4 separate regions of the Homo sapiens genome follow, and all the other regions are linked to region 2. A link is an interaction called in ENCODE POLR2A ChIA-PET data of the cell type or tissue named here. Cell type or tissue: OCI-LY7. All regions are shown on one strand. Region 1 overlaps FETUB (fetuin B). Region 2 has its middle 10 kb from the start of EIF4A2. Region 3 overlaps DNAJB11 (DnaJ heat shock protein family (Hsp40) member B11). Region 4 overlaps TRA2B (transformer 2 beta homolog).

Evidence for each region. Peaks named below come from ENCODE experiments on the same cell type or tissue, not always from the same donor. Only the 100,000 strongest peaks of a DNase experiment are listed, where the experiment ranks them.
Region 1: POLR2A ChIA-PET joins it to region 2 with 5 read pairs; 9 of 35 experiments call an interaction of 5 or more read pairs at or near these places.
Region 3: POLR2A ChIA-PET joins it to region 2 with 7 read pairs; 31 of 35 experiments call an interaction of 5 or more read pairs at or near these places.
Region 4: POLR2A ChIA-PET joins it to region 2 with 5 read pairs; 13 of 35 experiments call an interaction of 5 or more read pairs at or near these places.

The regions. Positions count from the first base shown.
Region 1 is chr3:186,651,185-186,656,184 of GRCh38, forward strand. FETUB (fetuin B) reads left to right here. Exons shown (of 7, transcript NM_014375.3): 6 at 34-117; 7 at 1,079-1,957. The coding sequence ends at 1,447. All of the region lies in intron 1 of HRG-AS1 (HRG and FETUB antisense RNA 1), which reads right to left. Among named protein-coding and RNA genes, the nearest start is that of HRG-AS1, 12 kb to the right of the region's middle. In OCI-LY7, CTCF peaks have their summits at 2,877 and 3,088 (motif pointing right); DNase peaks (open chromatin) are centred at 2,037 and 2,337; H3K4me3 peaks cover 1,706 bases; H3K27ac peaks cover 2,459 bases.
Region 2 is chr3:186,770,585-186,775,584 of GRCh38, forward strand. It overlaps the pseudogene RNU6-1105P and the pseudogene GPS2P2. Among named protein-coding and RNA genes, the nearest start is that of EIF4A2, 10 kb to the right of the region's middle. In OCI-LY7, a CTCF peak has its summit at 1,925; a DNase peak (open chromatin) is centred at 2,357; H3K4me3 peaks cover 1,747 bases; H3K27ac peaks cover 1,204 bases.
Region 3 is chr3:186,574,221-186,579,220 of GRCh38, forward strand. It overlaps DNAJB11 (DnaJ heat shock protein family (Hsp40) member B11), which reads left to right. Exons shown (of 10, transcript NM_016306.6): 3 at 1,620-1,717; 4 at 3,448-3,580. Among named protein-coding and RNA genes, the nearest start is that of DNAJB11, 6.0 kb to the left of the region's middle. In OCI-LY7, no CTCF peak of the experiment used is centred here; no DNase peak of the experiment used is centred here.
Region 4 is chr3:185,925,989-185,930,988 of GRCh38, forward strand. It overlaps TRA2B (transformer 2 beta homolog), which reads right to left. Exons shown (of 9, transcript NM_004593.3): 2 at 613-746. Among named protein-coding and RNA genes, the nearest start is that of TRA2B, 9.5 kb to the right of the region's middle. In OCI-LY7, no CTCF peak of the experiment used is centred here; no DNase peak of the experiment used is centred here; H3K4me3 peaks cover 2,551 bases; H3K27ac peaks cover 1,390 bases.

The sequences.
Region 1 (5,000 bases), 120 kb before region 2:
AATACTCACATGACATTGTATTTTCTCTTTTAGCCTGTTGGTCTTTGCAAAGGTTCTCTGACTCGAACACACTGGGAAAAGTTTGTCTCTGTGACTTGTGACTTCTTTGAATCACAGGTATTTTTCAATCTAATTGCCTGTCTTTCTGTGAAGAAGAGCAGATTATCGATAGTTACCTGCCACTACCTTACCCCCTCCTTTGATTTTCCCAACCACCTTGCTCACCACTTTGCGCAGGCTAGCCTGAGTCCACATCCACAGGATAGCCAGTCAAAGACCTGTTATGCCTTGTTTCAGTCGCAATATGGTCCTGCAGAATAAGCAAGACAAATTCAGAAACAGGGAACTGCTGGCTTGGATGTGATTCAAGCCTCTGAGACATTAAATTCAGCGTCCCAAAGAAACCTTACCTCAAGCCACAGGGAGAAGTTATTTCCATGAAAATATTCAATCCCTTTCCAGAAGTGTTTATTGCGCACTTATTATAAGGTAGCCTGGTATATTTGAGAGGCAGTTTATATTTGAGGTGTATTTGTGCCTGGTATATTTGAAGCAGTTGAAACAGGACACTTGGGATCCAGTTTTGCTCTGGTACCTGTGAGCTGTGTAACAGGCACACACTTACCTGTTCGAGTTTTGGTTGCCTCATTTATAAAATGGGATTGCGACACTGCATCATTCAGATCCCTGTGAGAAGCAAGTGAAAGGACCTGAATGAAGGGTGCTGTACAAGGCCTGGTGCAGAATAAACAAGCAAGGAAAGGCACCTGCTGCTTCCACTACTGGGAACAGAAAGAGAGCTTGCTGGAGACTTCGAGTGAGTCATTGAACCTCTCTGGGCCATTATTCAGCTCTGAAATTGTGAGACTTACAGTCTCACAGTCAAGCTTCTACAGGTCCTGGTTCCCCCTGGCCCTTATCTGTTTTGTTTTTTAACCCTTTCACCAGGAGGCCCATCCCTCTACCTAGTCTCCCTTTGAAATGTTCCAACAGAAAGGCACAGATCAGCTTAGGCTGGTACTAGGCATGGGAGGACTTTCCCTGTGGAACTCTACATTCAAAAATGTTCTCATTCCAGGCTCCAGCCACTGGAAGTGAAAACTCTGCTGTTAACCAGAAACCTACAAACCTTCCCAAGGTGGAAGAATCCCAGCAGAAAAACACCCCCCCAACAGACTCCCCCTCCAAAGCTGGGCCAAGAGGATCTGTCCAATATCTTCCTGACTTGGATGATAAAAATTCCCAGGAAAAGGGCCCTCAGGAGGCCTTTCCTGTGCATCTGGACCTAACCACGAATCCCCAGGGAGAAACCCTGGATATTTCCTTCCTCTTCCTGGAGCCTATGGAGGAGAAGCTGGTGGTCCTGCCTTTCCCCAAAGAAAAAGCACGCACTGCTGAGTGCCCAGGGCCAGCCCAGAATGCCAGCCCTCTTGTCCTTCCGCCATGAGAATCACACAGAGTCTTCTGTAGGGGTATGGTGCGCCGCATGACATGGGAGGCGATGGGGACGATGGACAGAGACAGAGCGTGCACACGTAGAGTGGCTAGTGAAGGACGCCTTTTTGACTCTTCTTGGTCTCAGCATGTTGACTGGGATTGGAAATAATGAGACTGAGCCCTCGGCTTGGGCTGCACTCTACCCTGTACACTGCCTTGTACCCTGAGCTGCATCACCTCCTAAACTGAGCAGTCTCATACCATGGAGAGATGCCTCTCTTATGTCTTCAGCCACTCACTTATAAAGATACTTATCTTTTCAGCAGTATATATGTGCTGAAATCTCAGCATGAAAGCATTGCATGAGTAAAGATACTTTCCCTAACACCGGGAGGCGTGAGCAACTAATGCCCAGCACAGTTTCAGTCCCTAAATTCCCTTTAATTCCAGGACAGGTATTAGCTGCGTAGGGCCCATACCATTTCCAACCCTCTACCTCTTTTCATCTGTCTGGAAGTCTCCAGGTCTCAACAGTGGGGTAATTCACTTAGAGCTGGAGGCACATAGAAGGGAAGTGCACATGTGGCCTGTGCTAGACACTGTGGGAGCAGCAGACCGTGACAGTTCTCATCACTGTTACAATTTCTCTAGGACAGTTAGAGGAGGGCTCATCACAGCATTCAATTACAGTCTACGTTTTCCTTCTTTCAAACACTGCAGGGCCAATTTCCCCTCATTCAGTGATACCTATGTGCACACGCACACATGCACAGCAGATAAGACTTTGGACATTTTGACAGAGAATTTGCAGATGCAGCTATTGTCCTCTATCTTGGTGGCTGTTAGAAGAGGCACACAGGCCTCAGCATAATTTGCATAAGAGACGTAGACAATGTTCACACTCTGTTCCTCTTATCTGCTTCTCATAAGAAGGAAGTGATTATGTGGGGGTGTCATGTGGGGTCTTACACCGTGTTGGTCAGGGTCTGAAAGAAGCAGAATTGTACTCAGGTGGCTCAACTAAAAAGACTTCAGTTGGCTCAGCGTGCTGGCTCATGCTTGTAATCCCAGCACTTTGGGAGGCTGAGGCGGCCAGATCACCGGAGGTCAGGAGTTTGAGACCAGCCTGGCCAACATGGTGAAACCCTGTCTCTACTAAAAATACAAAAATTAGCCGGGCATGGTGGTACATATCTGTAATCCCAGTCACTCGGGAGGCTGAGGCAGGAGAATCGCTTGAACCTGGGAGGTGGAGGCTGCAGTGAGCTGAGATAATGCCACTGTTCGCCACCAGCATGGGTAACAGAGCTAGACGCCATCTCAAAAAAAGAAAAAGACTTCAGTGAAGGGACCTTTAGTGAAGGCTTGTTGCCCAGGCTAAGGGAAGGCCAAGGGATGCTGAGGCACCTGGACAGCCTTTGCCACCCGAGGCTGAGCAGGAGCAGGAGTGGCTAGCTTCCCCGCTCTGTTGGAACTATCCTGTGGAGAAGCCGCCCTGCAGAAGCCGCCCTGGTGGAGGGATGCAGCCCCTGCAGAACCCGGTGCTGGAACGAGAAGGAGCAGGGAATAAGCACCCTCCCCTCTCCCTCCCTTCCTGTTTCCTTCCAATCTCCTCCTCCCAATGGCTCTTTGAACTCAATGGTAAACTAGCCAGCAGGGAGAGCCTGGGTTATTCAATTCCCTGGAGCCAGCCTGGGAGACAAGACCAGGCAGAGAAAATCAAAGGATGGGCCTGAGGCAAACAGAGAGAAACCATTAGGAGCCTTAGCTGGGGTTTCCCAAGGGGTGTTCTATAAGGCCCTTCTCTACTGGTAAAAGGATGGGGAAGGGCCTCAGACTTTGTTTCTCCTTCTATCTACCACCTCCTTTGTCTTTCCATGGCTTAATTCGTGAAAAACTAGATTGTTCCCATGCTTGCCACTTCCCCACCACCTCTTCATTCCTTAGGTCACAGTAATGTGAATCTATCTCTTTTCCCATAACCCACTGACTTGGTGTTCCCTAACAATCTTTTATTTTAAATTAAAAAAAAAATTTCTGTTCACTTTTACTTACACTTTCAAGCATCTGGCAATGCTGACTTTGCTTGCTCTTCAGATTTTTTCAAGGAGATTGTGTCCCACAGCCTCCAGGTTTTTCTTCTAGCTTTCTGACCACTCCCCCTCATATCCCACCTTGGGCTCCTCTTCTCTGGCTCATCTCTTAGATGCTGTTTCTCTGGCTTTCAGTCCTTGATCTTTTTTTCTTACTCTGCAGACTCAGTGCAGACAAGCTAATCTGCATCCTTGTCAATAGTTGCAAAATGCTGCATTTATTACTGATCTGAGGCTGTTGTGTTCAAGTCATCAGTAGTTTGCAAATTGCTAACACTAATCTTCTACGACAAAATTTCAGGAGCTGAGTATTTCTAGTTATACAATATTAAGAGTTACCTCAGCTGAATGTTTAAAAAGAACATATTCAACAATAGGAAAATGAGCAACCCAATTTAAAAATGGGCAAAACATTTAAAAAAAATGAGATCGTGTCTTTCGCAGGAACATGGATGGAGCTGAAGGTTATTATCCTTAGCAAACTAATGCAGGAACAGAAAACCAAATATCGCATGCTCTCACTTATAAGTGGGAGCTAAATAATGAGAACACATGGACACATAGAGGGAAACAACACACACTGGGACCTACTCAAGGGTGGAGGGTGGGAGGAGGGAGAGGGTCAGAAGAAAATGACTGTTTGGTAGTAGGCTTAGTACTTGCCTGACAAATAATCTGTACTACAAACCCCTGCGACATGAGTTTACCTATATAACAAATGTGCACATGTACCCATTAACTTAAGATAGAAGTTAAAAAAAATAAAAATAAAAATGGGCAAAAGATTTAAACCTCACCAAAAAAAAAAAAAAGGTAAGTGAACATCTGAAATTCTGAACTTCAGTGAACTTCATATGTCATCAAAGAAATGCAAATTATAACAACGAGATATCACTACATATCCGTCAGAATGGCCAAAATCCAGAACACTGACAATACTAAATGGTAGCAAGGATATGGAGCAAAAGGAACTTCTCATTCATTGCTGCTGGGAATGCAAATGGTACAGCCACTTTGGAAGACAGTTTGGCAGTTACTTTCAAAACTTAACATACTCTTATCATATGCTCCAGTAGTCACACTCCTTGGTATTTACCCAAATGATCTGAAAACTTATGTCCATAGAAAAACCCACACATGAATATTCACAGCACATCTGCTCATAATTGCTAAAATTTGGAAGCAACAAACTGTCCTTCACCAGGTGAGTGGATAAGTAAATCCTGACAATGGAATATTATTTGGCACGAAAAAGGAATATGAATATCGAGCCACAAAAAGACATGGAGGAAACTTAAATACATATTACTGAGTGAAAGAAACCAATCTGAAAAGATTAACTACTGTATGGTTCCAACTATATGACATTTGGAAAAGGCAAAATTATGAAGACAGTAAAAAGATCACTGGTTGCCAGTGGTTAGCAAGGAGACAGGGATGGACTATGTGGAGCACAGAGGATTTTTAGTC
Region 2 (5,000 bases):
ATATCATGCAGGAGGTAACTATTTATTTATTTATTTATTTATTCATTTATTTGAGACAGAGTCTCACTCTATCACCCGGCTGGAGTGCAGTGGTATGATCTCAGCTCACTGCAACCTCCACCTCCTGGGTTCAAGCAATTCTCCTGCCTCAGCCTCCCGAGTAGCTGGGATTACAGTCATGCGCCACCATGCCCAGCTAATTTTTGTATTTTTAGTAGAAATGGGCTTTCCCCATGTTGGCCAGGCTGGTCTCGAACTCTTGACCTCAAGTGATCCACCTGCCTAGGCCTCCCAAAGTGCTGGGATTACAGGCGTGAGCCACCGCGCCTGGCCAAGGGGTAGCTTTTTAGCATTGATTTAAAATTCAGCATAATAATCTGGAGATTCATACAGGTTGTGATATGTAATAATAAATAGACCCTTTCTTTTTATTACCAAGTAGTATTCCACAGTATGAATATATCACAGTTTACCCATTCATCCATTGAAAGACATCTGGATTGTTTTCAGTTTCTGCCTATTATAAATAAAGCTGCTCTGAACATTCATATCAGAGTCTTTGTGTGAACATAAGTCTTCATTTCTCTCAGCTAAATGCCCAAGAGTGAAATTGCTGGATCACATGGTATGGTGGTGGTTACCTGTTTAGCTTTTTAAGAAACTATTGCTGCAACCAGGCGTAGTGGCTCACGCCTGTAATCCCAGCACTTTGGGAGGCCAAGGCGGGCGGATCACCTGAGGTCAGGAGTTTGAGACCAGCCTGGCCAACATGGTGAAACTCGTCTCTAATAAAAATACAAAAATTAGTCAGGCATGGTGGCGGGTTCCTGTAATCCCAGCTTCTCGGGAGGCTGAGGCAGGAGAATCTCTTGAGCCTGGGAGTCAGAGGTTGCAGTGAGCCGAGACCATGAAACTGCACTCCAGCCTGGGTGAAAGAGCGAGACTCCGTATCAAAAAAAAAAAGAAAGAAAAGAAAAGAAACTACTACTGCTTTCCAGGTGGCTACACCTCACTTTACATTTCCATCAGCAGAGGATGAGAGATCCAGTTTCTCTGCATACTTGTCAGAATTTGTTGTTGTCACTTTGTTATTTTAGCCATTCTAATTAGGTGTACAACGATATTTCATTGTGGTTTTTATTTGCATTTCTCAAATGGCTAATAGTGTTAAACATCTTTTTGTATGCTTGTTTGCCATCTGTATATCCTCCTCAGTGAAATGTTTGTTTTCTTTTTTAAATTTTGTTTAATGTTTTAAAAATATGCAACACTTCATGAATTTGCATGTCATCTTTGCGCAGGGCCCGTGCTAATCTCTGTATTGTTCCGATTTTTTTAATACATGTGCTGTGGAAGTGAGCACAGAATGTTTTTCAAATCTTTTGTTCATGCTGTATTAGGACTGTTTTGTTTTTGCTTTTGTTTTTGAGACGGAGTCTTGCTCTGTTGTCCAGGCAGGAGTGCAGTGGCTTGATCTGGGCTCATTGCAACCTCCGTCTCCCGGGTTCAAGAGATTCTCCTGCCTCGGCTTCCCGAGTAGCTGGGATTACAGGAGTCTGCCGCGACGCCCGGCTAATGTTTATATTTTTATTACAGACGGGATGTCACCATGCTGGCCAGGCTGGTCTCGAACTCCCAGCCTCAGGCAATCTGCCCGCCTCGGCCTCCCAAACTGCTGGGATTACAGGCATGAGCCACCGCGCCTGGCCAAAACTGTTGTTTTTTACTGTTGAGTTTTTTGCGAGTTTTTATCTATTCTAGATACCAGTACTTTGCCAGATACGTGGTTTGCACATATTTTCTCCTCTATAGCTTATCTTTTCATCCTTATCTTAACAGGGTCTTTCAAAAGCCGAGGTTTTCCTGTGCGCTCGGAGGAGCCATAGCTGCCAGCTGGGCTGGCGGCGGGTGCCCCCAGCCCTTGTGGGCGGCGGGCAGAGCTGGCCTGGGGGCCGGGTCCCGTGGGGGGTCGCGCAGACAGTGTGTCCGGAGCGCCCCCGGCGGGAGCGCAGGCTGCGGGGCGAGAGGGAAGAGGAGGCGGCGGATAAGGTGATGGCGAGAAGATGGAGGAAGAGCAGACGAAGGAAGAGAAAGGAGATGGAAGAGAGAATGTCACCAGAGGAGACCGAAGGAACAAATTTTGACTTTGCAGGAGAAGCTGTGGGCCAGGCAGAAAGAAAAGGACCAGCTTTTTCTGCAGCTGAAGAAAGTTTCCATGAGGAAGAAAAACGGAGGCGAAAGGAGCAGAGCGACCTGACCTTCTGACATCCGCTGTGAGCCGGCGGAGCCCGATTATTCACGTGGGGACTCGCTTCCTCCTCGGCATGCAGGCAGCGCTGGAGGGCACGATCGCCCGGGCATTGTCATAGCAGCTGACCCAGCCAAGCAGATGTTCAGGCCCCACGTGCTTACGACCCGGAAGTCCGTGGGCTCAGCGGCGGCTTTTGCAGGGACCCCAGAGCAGGCAGCCTGGGCGGTGCCGCTGGGACTGCTCAGCCCCTACCTCAATATGGGCCCACATAGCTAGCCTATGGCCCTAGTCGGCAGCTCAGAGCAGTTCAGTGCTCCCTGGGGTGCATTCATGTCCCAGCCACAACCTTATGTTCTGCTGGGCCACTTTCAGCACACCCAGACAGGGTTCCTCTTCTGGTGCTGCTCTGTCTTTGAAACCGCAGATAGACCATGCTAACCAGCACACAGGTTTCCCTGGTCCATCCTCCCTGACCCCCATGCATGCCCAGGTTCTGCATCCAGGCCCTAGACTCCTTGCCTAATCCCAGCTCCCCGCGAAGATGCAGCCAGCAGGAACGTCTAGGTTTTGCAGCTACCAACCAACCAGGCCCTCAGCAACTCGTCATCCAACACAGCCAGAACCTGTCATGCTGCAAGTGACCATCAGATAGCTTCAATTTCGTCCTGCCCCCACACACACACCATGGGTGTGGGTTCCCCCCGAGTGTCCCAGCCCAAGGCCAATATAATCTACTTGCCATTGGGAGAAGGAGAAGGAAAAGGACAAGATGGAGAAGGAGGAGGAAGGAAGAAGAGAGCAACGGGTTTTAAGGATAAGTCCAATTTATCAATTTTTCCTTTTTATTTTTTCATTTGTCTCAAGCATGCTCATAATTGGTCACCAAAGCATTTTCGTCATGGCTGCTTTACAACCTTGACCAGTATAATAATTCCAACATTCCTATCATCTCAGAGTTGGCATCCATTGTCTTTTTCATTCAGTTTGAGATCTTCATGATTTTTTTTTTTTTTTTTTGAGACGGAGTCTCCCTTTGTCACCCAGGCTGGAGTGCAATGGCACAATCTCTGCTCACTGGAACCTCCACCTCCCGTGTTCAAGCGATTCTCCCACCTCAGCCTCCCGAGTAGCTGGGATTACAGGCACCTGCCATCATGCCCGGCTAATTTTTTTGCTATTTTTGTGGAGATGGGGTTTCACCATGTTGGCTAGGCTGGTCTTGAACTCCTGACCTCAGGTGATCCTCCCACTTTGGTTTCCCAAAGGGCTGGGATTACAGGTGTGAGCCACCGCGCCCGGTCACGATTTTTGGCTTAAGTGATTTTTTTTTTTTTTTTTTTTGAGACGGAGTCTCGCCCTGTCCCTCAGGCTGGAGTGCAGTGGCGCAATCCGGGCTCACTGCAAGCTCCGCCTCCCAGGCTCACGTCATTCTCCTGCCTCAGCCTCCCCAGCAGCTGGGACTACAGGTGCCCGCCGCCATGCACTGGCTAATTTTTTGTATTTTTAGTAGAGACGGGGTTTCACCGTGTTAGCCAGGATGGTCTCGATCTCCTGACCTTGTGATCCGCCCGCCTCGGCCTCCCAAAGTGCTGGGATTACAGGCGTGAGCCACCGCGCCTGGCCGGCTTAAGTGATTTTCTATTGAAATCTGGAAACTTCTGTATTGTTATGTGACTCAAGATCTTTTTTTCCTCTCTGTATTTTTCTTTCTTTCTTTCTTTCTTTTTTTTGTTTTTTTTTGAGACGGAGTCTCGCTCTGTTGCCTAGTCTGGAGTGCAATGGCGCGACCTCAACTCACTGCAACCTCCGCCTCCTGGGTTCAAGTGATTCTCCTGCCTCAGCCTCCTGAGTAGCTGGGATTATAGGCGCGTGACACCACACCCGGATAATTTTTGTATTTTTAGTGGAGATGGGGTTTCACCATGTTGGCCAGGCTGGTCTCAAGCTCCTGACCTCAAGTGATCCACCCGCCTCGGCCTCCCAAAGTGTTGGGATTACAGGCATGAGCCACCGTATCTGGCCTGTTTTTTAAATCAGTAGACTAACAACTACAATTAGGTGGGAAAACAAAACATTCTAATGGATTAACTTCATTCTAACTAGATTATCTGGCTAGGAATATATTTTTATTTTGGTAAAATAGGAATAACATAAAAAGTACCATTTTAACCATTTTTAAGCGTATACTTCAGTAGCATTGTGCATATTCATGATGTGATACAACCATGACGGCTATTCATCTGCAAACCTTTTTCCCCAAATTGGAACTCTGTTCACATTAAACAGTAACTCCTCATTCTCCCCTCCCCCAGGCCCTGATAACCCTCCTACTTTCTGTTTCTATGCTCATATAAGTGGACTCATATACTACGTGTCCTTCTGTGTCTGGTTTATTTCACTTAGCATAATGTCTTCAAAGGTGCATTCGTACTGTAGCATGGATCGGAATTTCATTCCTTTTTAAGGCTGAATAATATTCCATTGATGTATAAAGCACAATTTGATTTTTTGTGTTGTTTGTTTTTTGGAGACAGGGTCTTGTTCTGTTGCCCCCGGGCTGGAGTGCAGTGGCGTGATCATGGCTTACTGCTGCCTTCATCTCCCAGGCTCAAGCAAGCCTCCTGCCTCAGCCTTCCCCGAGTAGCTGGGACCACAAGCACATGCCACCACACCTGGCTAATTACTTGATTTTTTTGTAGAGATGGGGTCTCCCTATATTGCCCAGGCTGGTCTCAAACTTCTGAACTCA
Region 3 (5,000 bases), 200 kb before region 2:
CATAGAATAAAATTGCATTCCTTGATGGAAGAAAAGTGAGGAGGAAGTAAATGATAATGACTTCAAGAGTAGTTTTTAGGGGGTTATTACAGAAGCCTCTGATGTCTAAAAAGAAACTGACTTAAAACTAGTCTTTGGGGGTTTTGAAATGGTGTTTTTTATAGTCTCAAATGCAGGGTTCATTTATTTGTGAAGATCAGATCAGAGAAGTAGACTAAAAGTGAAAATATTGGAGATCCAGTTAATAATAAGGGTTTTTTTTTTTTTCAAGTTAATTGTGCCCATTTCTGCTTCCCCAAAGTACCTATTTTCTAAAGATACTTGTGAAAACATGCTTTCCTCTCCCTTTTTCTTTCATAGTGGCTGTAATCAAGTACTGTGGTCACTTCTGGAATAACCCATTTGCCTTTGCTTTTAAGAATGTTCACTCTCTTGTATACTCAATTTCTATTTATCCTTTCAAGGATATCTTAAATGTTAATACATTTTTGCCATGACTCCTTACACCTCATTTGGGCCCTAAGCCAAAAATGTGTCCTGTGTGAATATGCCTTTCTTTTAAGTCAACAAGCCCCGTCTACTTTGAACCTCTCTTTTTCTGGGCCACCATGAGTGTGGTTTTGAAATAACTCTCTCCTTCAGACTCTTGTCTAAGTAGGAGTTTATAAATATCAAAGGAAGATTTTAAAGCCATTTAATTTTCACAAGTATATATGTGCATATATATCAGATTGCTCTAAATAAAAGAGAAAGTTTTTTTTTGCATGTTGAAGGCAAATTTTGAAAAGGATGGAAGCTTATTTTGTTGTTACATTCTTTAATATACAGAGAGAAAGCATATAGTCATGATTGTGTATGTAGTTCTCTGAAACTTAAAACTTCAAGAATTATTTCAAGCAATGAAATTGACCTTGAATAACCTTCATAGAGTATTTTTACTTACTACTCTTTCTGCATTTCAAACTCAGGACATTACAAACTTAAACATATATATATATGGCAGGCAAAATTCTTCCACAAATGGATTTCTGCATATACCAAAAAATGAAAAAAGGAGGATGAAAAGATATCAGTGTAGGCCTCTCTGGAGGGCCTGTCATTTGATTTCCTTGACTTGACAATCTCCTAATACATGCGCGCGCGCGCGCGTGTGTGTGTGTGTGTGTGTGTGTCTGTGTGTGTGTGTTTTGGGTAGGGGGTGTTATAGACCTGTGGGGCCAAGTTGTTCTGAAGGCAGTATAGTGGTTAACAGCATAAGCACCAAAGTCAAACTGCATGGGAAGTAAACCTGAGGAATCCGTCTTAACTCTTTCCTGTCACCACCCTGACCTTCACAGCTGCATTGCTAATCTCAGGTATTATTTTTTAGTGACTACACGAGTTTTGAGAACTTTAAATTAAAAACATGAATGGAGCAATGTGGAATGAACAGTGCATCAAAGAATTTAGTCTTAGAGAAAATAACTTTGTAAATATGCCTTAATACAGTACATAATGGAAACTGCATTCTATTAAAATTTTAGACCCACTGTCAAAGTAAAAACAAACATAAATATGACTGTGCCTTAACTGGATATTACCAACTCATGATCTTTTCCTCCACTGGCTTTTATCCCCAGGTTCTGTCAGATAGTGAGAAACGGAAACAGTACGATACTTATGGTGAAGAAGGATTAAAAGATGGTCATCAGAGCTCCCATGGAGACATTTTTTCACAGTGAGTAATTTACCCATCTGCAAAGTGTTAGTGTCTGAGAGAGGGTCACTTAGCGATTAAAGAATTATTCTCATTCCCTAGTTCAGAAACTTTTGATGAACAGTACAATTTAGCTGATCCAAAGATCAATTATTGTCCTCCCTGTGGGAAGATAGTCTTCTATTTTCACAAAGCTTCAGGAAAGACTGATGGCACTGAAAGGACATTCCATCTAGCCAACCATATCAGTTAAATCAGTGCAGACAATTCACGGGGACATGTGTTGGAAATCAGTTCATCCTTGCCTACTTGCTACCTTGCAATCTGCAAACCACTTAATGAGCAAAATTATTGTTAGCAGAGATAGAAAAATTCCTGCTCCCATACCCAGAGCTGCCTCTCTTTCGTGCTATCAACAAGTGAGGGTGATTATAATAACCAGCATTAGGGGAAGGAATTAGGGTAGAGGACCTTTATCTCTTGCTTTCTGGGAGTGCTGGGTGGTTGGAATAATAAACACTTTCTTCCTCACTCTTTGAACCTCTCTTTATTGAGCATTTGAATTTCCACATTCCCTGATGATTACATATACTAAGAGACTTTAATCTGGGGTTTCAGGTCTGAAATTATAAACAAAAAGATGTTCGAATCTGCATTTTTATGGGGAGAGTTCATTGTTTTCTTCAGATTCTCAAAGGGTTCTGTGAACCCTTCCCCAAAAGAAGTAAGAATCACTGTTGCATATAGTAGTTACCACCATTTAGTGCTTGGTTGAGGGGCCTGGGGTGGGGGAGTAGATTTTTAGGGTCTGTAAAGATGTGTGAGTAACATGATTAGGACATCTTTTCCCCCCGCCAGGATCAATTTGGCTGGCTGAAGTGATCCCTAGGGAATACCAGAAAGAGAAACAGCTTCCCCAGCCCCCACCCTGTTCTTTCCCCTTGCCTTTATTTAAGATTCAGGGAATTCATTCACCTGAGTTGGTTGGTGGGAGAGGGAGTTATATAGTTATCATCTTCGCTATGCTAATATACAAGGCTTCTTAATAACACCAAAAATTAACATTAGATTAAACCACCTGTAGGATTGAAGGTCACCTTTTTTGTTAATCTCAAGTTACTCTTGTTACTTACAAAAATTAGTTTGGGTCTTATAGAGGCTAGAACTTCCTTCTCCTTAAGCACTAGGATTTTACTAAGGCTGATGCTTTTTTAGCTTATTTAATTACATACTCAAGATTTTTGTGTAGAGCAGTAGCTTCTTTCAACAAGTTAGCTTCTAAAAAGCATGTAAAGAGAACACTACATATGTTAAAATTACCGATAAAAATTTCTTAAATTAACCATTACATTTAGCATTACACAAGTTTATGTATACTATACTCTTTCTCAATAAGTCCACCATATTCAGATTTTTCCCAATATTGAAAGATTATTATTTCATTGGTTGGGTCCAACATTGAATTCATTGGCATACTGTGTGTGTATGTACTGTACTATATGTATGGGCTATATTTTGTTAAAAAGTGGATTTTTTTGTAGTAAGGGACCGTATAGTTACAACATGGTTGATAGTATATAAATTTAAAATTATGTATGATAGTTGACTCCATTGTATTAAAAAATACCTTGTAGTTTTGCACAATGCATTGATAGAAACAATAGTTTATCAACGTAAAGAAAATGAGTTAATTGTGAAACATAGAGTCTTGATTTTTTTTTTTTTCCTGATGATTTTGCACTTATCTTTAGCTTCTTTGGGGATTTTGGTTTCATGTTTGGAGGAACCCCTCGTCAGCAAGACAGAAATATTCCAAGAGGAAGTGATATTATTGTAGATCTAGAAGTCACTTTGGAAGAAGTATATGCAGGAAATTTTGTGGAAGTAAGTTCAAACAATATAGCTGTTCATATTGACTCCCAGAACTTGCACTTTTGACTAAAAATAAGAGGTTTATATGTACCTTCTCTGTCTTTTTGAGGGTAAGAGAGAGTGATCAAATGCACAAAATTGAATTAATTATAATGCTTGGTTCATGATACACTGATGTCATTGTTTTATCACCCAGCTTAAGAACTAAGTAAAACATTACCATGACTTAATCTACCTACATGCTACTTCCCTGTTCCATTACCCTGCCTCCCTTCAAAGGTAACTACTGTATTGAGTTATGTCTTTATTGTTCTTTTGCCATTCTTACTTTATCATGTATATATGAATACCTGAATAATATATTGTTTATTATATTGTTTTTGATTTTTTAGAAATGGTATTTTATTCATTATTTTCTGGGACTGGTTATTTTCACTCACTATTATGTTACTAGGATTCACCCTTGTTGCTTATTGCTATATTGTGACCATAATTTATTAATAGGCATTTTTGTTTCTTCCAGTTTTATTCAATTCCAAACAGCGCTTTTATGAACATTTTAATCCATATTTCCAGGTTCAGATGAACAAGAATATCTCTTGGGTGGATATGCTTGAGAGTAGAATTGCTGGGTAATATGAACCAATGTTCATTTTTACAAGTTAATACTGTATTGCTTTTGAAATTGATTGTACTGATGCTTCTACATGCAATTTATGAGATCCTATAGATTCACTGCCTCACTAATACTTGGAATTATTAGACTTCTTAATTTTTGCTCATCAAATGGGTATAAAATATCTCATTATGGTCTTGTTTTACATTTTTTAAATTACCAATTAGGATCAGCATCTCTTCCTGTGTTTATTGGCCATATTTGTTTCCTCTCTTGTGAAATGCCTGTTCTTTCTTTTGCCTCTTGCTTATTGATTTCTAAGAGTACTTCACTCTTGCTGCTAATTCTTTGTTGGCTGTATGTAATGCAGATATAGGCTATCTGTTTGTAACTTGTCTTTTCATTATGTTTAAGATTTATTTCAATTTTCAGCAAACAGAACTAATTAATGTAATTAAATCTATCAGTCTTTAATGGTTAGTTTTTGTGTCTTTTTAAAGAAATTCGTTTTTGTTCTAAAATAAGAAAGCAGCCATGTGCAGTGGAGCACACTTGTAATCTCAGCTACTCAGGAGGCTGAGGTAGGAGGATTGCTTGAGGCCAGGAGTTTGAGGCTATCATGTCCTGTGATTGCATCTGTGAATAGCCACTGCACTCTAGCCTGGACAACATAACTGAAACTCATCTCTGGAAAAAAATTTTAAAATAAAATAAGAAAGCTGTTCACCTATATTTTCTGCTAAAACTCTGGGATCTTTTAATATGAGGTTATTCATCTTTTTTAAATTCTGGAAAATATGTCTCATTATTTTTTAC
Region 4 (5,000 bases), 840 kb before region 2:
ACAAAATCACAAGGAGTATTCCCCAGCAGTTAAAAAAACAAAAAATTGAGTGGCTCTTGACTAACTAGAGTGACTCTAAATTGTCATCGAAACGAGGACACACATTTAAGAAAAGGGGTGCTGTTAATTATGCCTGACCACAGGCATAAATGGTATCGCCCCAGGCAAACCAGGATGTATATATAGCCTACTTTTGACCAACATTAAAAAAAAAAAAGCGCACCATATATATACTTATTTATCAAGAATTCTAATTACTGAAAGCCAATGTTCTGCAGTATATTTGCCATACTAGTAAGCAGTTTACTTACATTTAGTAAATCCTCACAACAACCCTGAAGAACTGGTACTGTATTACTAATTTGCCTTTTATAAAGAAGCTAAAGCTGAAAGGTTAATCTGCCCAAACCAGCAAAAATAGAAAACCCTGACTCCAAAAGCCCAGGCTCTTAACCGCTTTTAGTCTTGCCTCCCAGAACTTAAGTTCACTTCTAGTACCAATATTTAATAGGCCAACAAATAATCTAACCCTCTCTACCTTCCTGGTTTACAAAACACGCACCAATTTCAGAGCTAAGAGTAACGAGGAAATCTCAAGACAGTCTTTCTTACCTAGATTCAGATCGGGACCTGGACTTTGATCTGGAACGCCTGGAATCTTCCTTGGAGCGAGACCTTGCAGGGGTATGCCTTGCAGATTTCCCCGATCCGTGAGCACTTCCACTTCTGGAAGCAGAACGGGATTCCTACACGTAGATGTTAAAAGTTTAATTTGCACACTTTCTGGGCAACTTTAAAAACAAATAAGCTGCTGTGAGATAAATGGTGAGGGACAGCAATCCCCTTCCAAGATAAGAAAATATAGGTAAGGGCAGGAACTGAATATACCTGGTGTTAATAGTTTCATTGCTCCAAATGACATAAGTCAATTAACTTGTCCTTTCTTCCACCTTTTTGGAGCAGGGATAAGAGTTATTTGACCCCACTTCCTTCAGAAAGGGGTGCCAAAGTCAAGCAGTTAAGGGAACTGTCCAAGGACTGTGTTTCAGAATGTTACTCCATAAAGACTAGGGTGAGGCGGAACCTTATTAACTATGACACCTATACTTTATACCTATTTCAATCAAGTTGCAATCAATAAAACAAAATCCTATATAATTTATATAATTTACTTAAAAAAATGCTTGATTTTTAAAAAGACCTTGACCTTTCAAGTTACTACTTATAATTCAGTGATAAGAGATAAAGATGATGATCTCAGTTTCAAATCCTAGAGAAAAGCAGAAACCTAGTGGAAAGCAAAGGCTAGCTTGAAGGACACTAAACCCTGTAAAACCCTATTGCATCTAACCATGGTGGGAGGCCCCCTAAAAAACTGAAAGCAACCAGATGGAGCTACAACAGAACAGCGAACTACACACAAATAAGAGTAGAGAGGGTGTCAGAGATCCTCCACAGCTTCTCCAGCTAAATGGAGATGAGCCAGGGCAAACTTATGGAAAACCAGGAATTAACCTAACTTACCTAGTTACTTAAGTACACATCAAAACCAGGCAGCTAAATCAGGAGCTCCTAACCTAGGGCCCAGGAAGCAAAAGAGTACAGAAACTACATACAAAAGCCAAAGTTTAGGTAAACATTGTGTACTCATAGCTTTCCCAACCAAAACTGGGATTGGCTGGCAGGTTAAGGGGGGATTTGTAATGAAAAATAGCAAAGGAATGGTAACCAGGATAACTAGGTCACCAACGAGCTAAAGACACATAATCAACAAAAGGGTATACTAAGTAATGAAACCAAGGAAAAGTTCTGCCAAGGCACCAAAACAGTAGATGAGGAAAGGACAGAACCTACTCCTAGTCAGTCTGATAGCTAGGTAAAATTATCAAGGCAACCTTTATTTTAGGTTATCAAACTTAGACAAAGTAAAGCCTGGTAAGCCTTTCTACTCCAGAGAGCAGAAATGGCAAGACTCAAAAGGAAGCAGTATTACAGTAAGTCACTATATGGCATGAATCAAAGGTGAAGCTTTCAGATAAAATCACAAGAGATTTCCTTGTGTGATACATCTTCAGAGTATTCTGGACATTCTTGAAAGGACAGTAGAGGATTATTCTAAATTACAGCTCAAAACACTTTAGAAGATAGTTTTGTGGTTTACAACATAATGGAGAAAATTTGGATGATCCTTTGATGCTCAGGGAAAACATTTATAATGTAACACAGAATAGACAAATTAAGGTTTGAGGTTTAACACAGAAGGAAAGGCTAACTCATCCAGTAAAATGAGTTCAGGTCTCTAGGCCCCAGACGACTCTAGAAACGTTCAAATGACTTCAAAGCCATTATAAAACATGGTGGGGTGACATGAAATGTGACAGCCTTTCCCCTCTACCTCCCTCCATGACTGACTGTAAAAAGATTAAAAGAAAAATATATGAACAGCTGCCTTTAACATCAAGAAATGGTTAAAGGATGTAGTGATGCTCTGGGGCTTCCAATTAACAACAATCCCTTGGAATTCCCTATCAAGTATTCTGAACGGACACTTCCCTTCTCTCCATGGACAAAGGAGGAAGTCTCAAAAATGAGGGTGTAGTTTTTGCTATTTTTACCACAGGCAAAAATTAACATAGGTGAGAATATAGAAATGGGGAACCCAAAAGTTGCTAAAAGCCTGTTTACTCCAACACTAGAAAGATTACCTCTATGGAAATGAAACAATTTTCTCCAGAAGTGAAAGCAGAATATGGGTGTTTCACAGTAACAGTTAAGACTACCAATAAAGTAACTGTAGTTAACAGAAATCAGTCAGCCCAGGAATCTGAGTATAAAGGAAGAATGGGTCAAGTCAAGATCCTCTTTAAGCTCCTGGCTTTAACAGAAAAACCTTTATTCTAAGCTAAGATGCTTCGGCAGCCTGTCCACTGAGGGAAGAGACAGTACTCCTAACCTAGAAAATAAGACTTAATGAAGTTTTCTCCTTAAAATCTAGCAGATCACAGATACAATATTTCTGAAATCACAGGAGTTTTCACTCAGCCTCCAAAACTAACGGACTATGCAGATATATTTTGTAAGCAATCATTTCTTGGGCCAGGAATAAGGGAAATACCAGAATGCAAAGGCTTCCTTTTCTATACTGACACTTGTTTGGGTAACACCTAAACGTCTCGATCCTTTATCAGGGATATTTTCTTAAAGAAGTTAAAGCTTTCTGAAGTTATTTTGGCCATTTAACTGGCTGGGAAATACATATGGCAAGGGAATAAAACTTGCCTACAAGAAATAAGACCTAAAATTAGCACCCAAATCAAAAGCATAATTAACTTTAAATCTCAATGCAGACAGGTAAAGCTATAAAAACCAGTTGGGGAAGTCCCTAAATCTAAGCATACTTCAAATTCCACTCTCAGGGCTGACATGGTCAACACATTAAAACCACACCAACAGACAGAACTGGACACCACTGCCTCAAAAAAAGGGACCATGAAACTAAAATTAGCATGAATAAAACCAAAATTTCCCTGAAAAAATGCTCAGGAAATCAATCAAGCTCTCACAGACTGGATCTCAGCCACATCCTAATACAAAACCTAAAGGGAATACATCAAGTAAAAATACAACACACTTAGCCTTCCAACAAAATAATCCACATCTCCCTATTCTGAGAACAGCAACCACCTTACAAAAACATATTTGAAAGGACTAACCATCCAATCCCTGTATTATTTTAAAAACTGAATGTGGTTTGTTAGATTTAAAATAGTGGCTCATAAACACTGCATCTCTTAAAACACTGTTTATCATACTAGTTAAGTCTGACTTACTTGACTTAGTCAACCTCAGAAGTTACATGCTTCCTACTCATTTTTTTCCCTTGGCAAAGGTTATCTTCCTGAAACACTGTCATCCCCTTCCTTGTTTTGACTCCCCTTAGCATTAATCAGACCTCTGATTAAGGCAGTCTTTCACACACTGCCTGTTCTCAGGAACAGAAGCCGGCCTCCTCCTCATCTTCCCTATGGCCCGAGGAGGAGACACATTAGGACCCACAGATGCTTTGGTCAAGGGGGAAAACAAAAACAAATGGACACAATGGTCCACTAGCAACGTTTTCTCACCTTAAGTCTATCCAGCTTGGGTCATAACCAGATTCCAAATTGCTTTCTTTCCTTTAGTGGGCTGGGGGTTAAGAGGTCTTTTCCTCTTTTGCACCCCAAGGACCTGTCAGGTTTCTTGATAAAAGAATCCATGGGCTTGGAATTAAAATGTAATATTCATTCACACATTTACCTCAGTTTCCTGCCTGCTCTTTGAGTAATTTGGAACATAAAATAACATTTATCATCATTAGTTTATCTATGGCAAGAAATTTGACAAAGGAATGCAAAACTTCTTAAGAGAAAATTTTCTTCTGCTTGCAAGATATAGAAATAAACAGGCCTGAAAGCATCAGAAAATGGATTCTCCAAGAAATGCCATTTAAGTCACTTTCTCCAAGAGCATGAAGACCTGACAACTCTCAGAGAAAGTTTATTTCAGGAAGACATGTGTGACATGATACCCTTGGCATTCTCAACTGGGTAGAAAACCGCTGGCTGACTACTACTGGGTATTATTTTTGATATGTGTACTTGTCTCATTCAACTGAAAGTAACATTACACCAATCACTTGACCCTTCTACTCAGCTAAAACAAAACACACAGAAAAGAAGGGACAGCTTTTGGGTTGAATTTCTCAATAAGTGCAAGGGATACCAGGTAACCAGAATAAAGCTACTTTGTAACCGTTACCTCTAACATTACAATAGCTAAATGTTGATAGCAAAAAAGGAGAAATAGGAATGAAAGCATCTGCCATTACTGCAATTTGTATTAGCTATCCTGTTCACTTGTGTGACCCACCTCTTCTAAGGGGAAGCTACGGTATTTTATCAGTAATCCTAGTCAATCAGCTGAAATAGGCATTAAACAGAAACAGAATTTGAAAAACCATC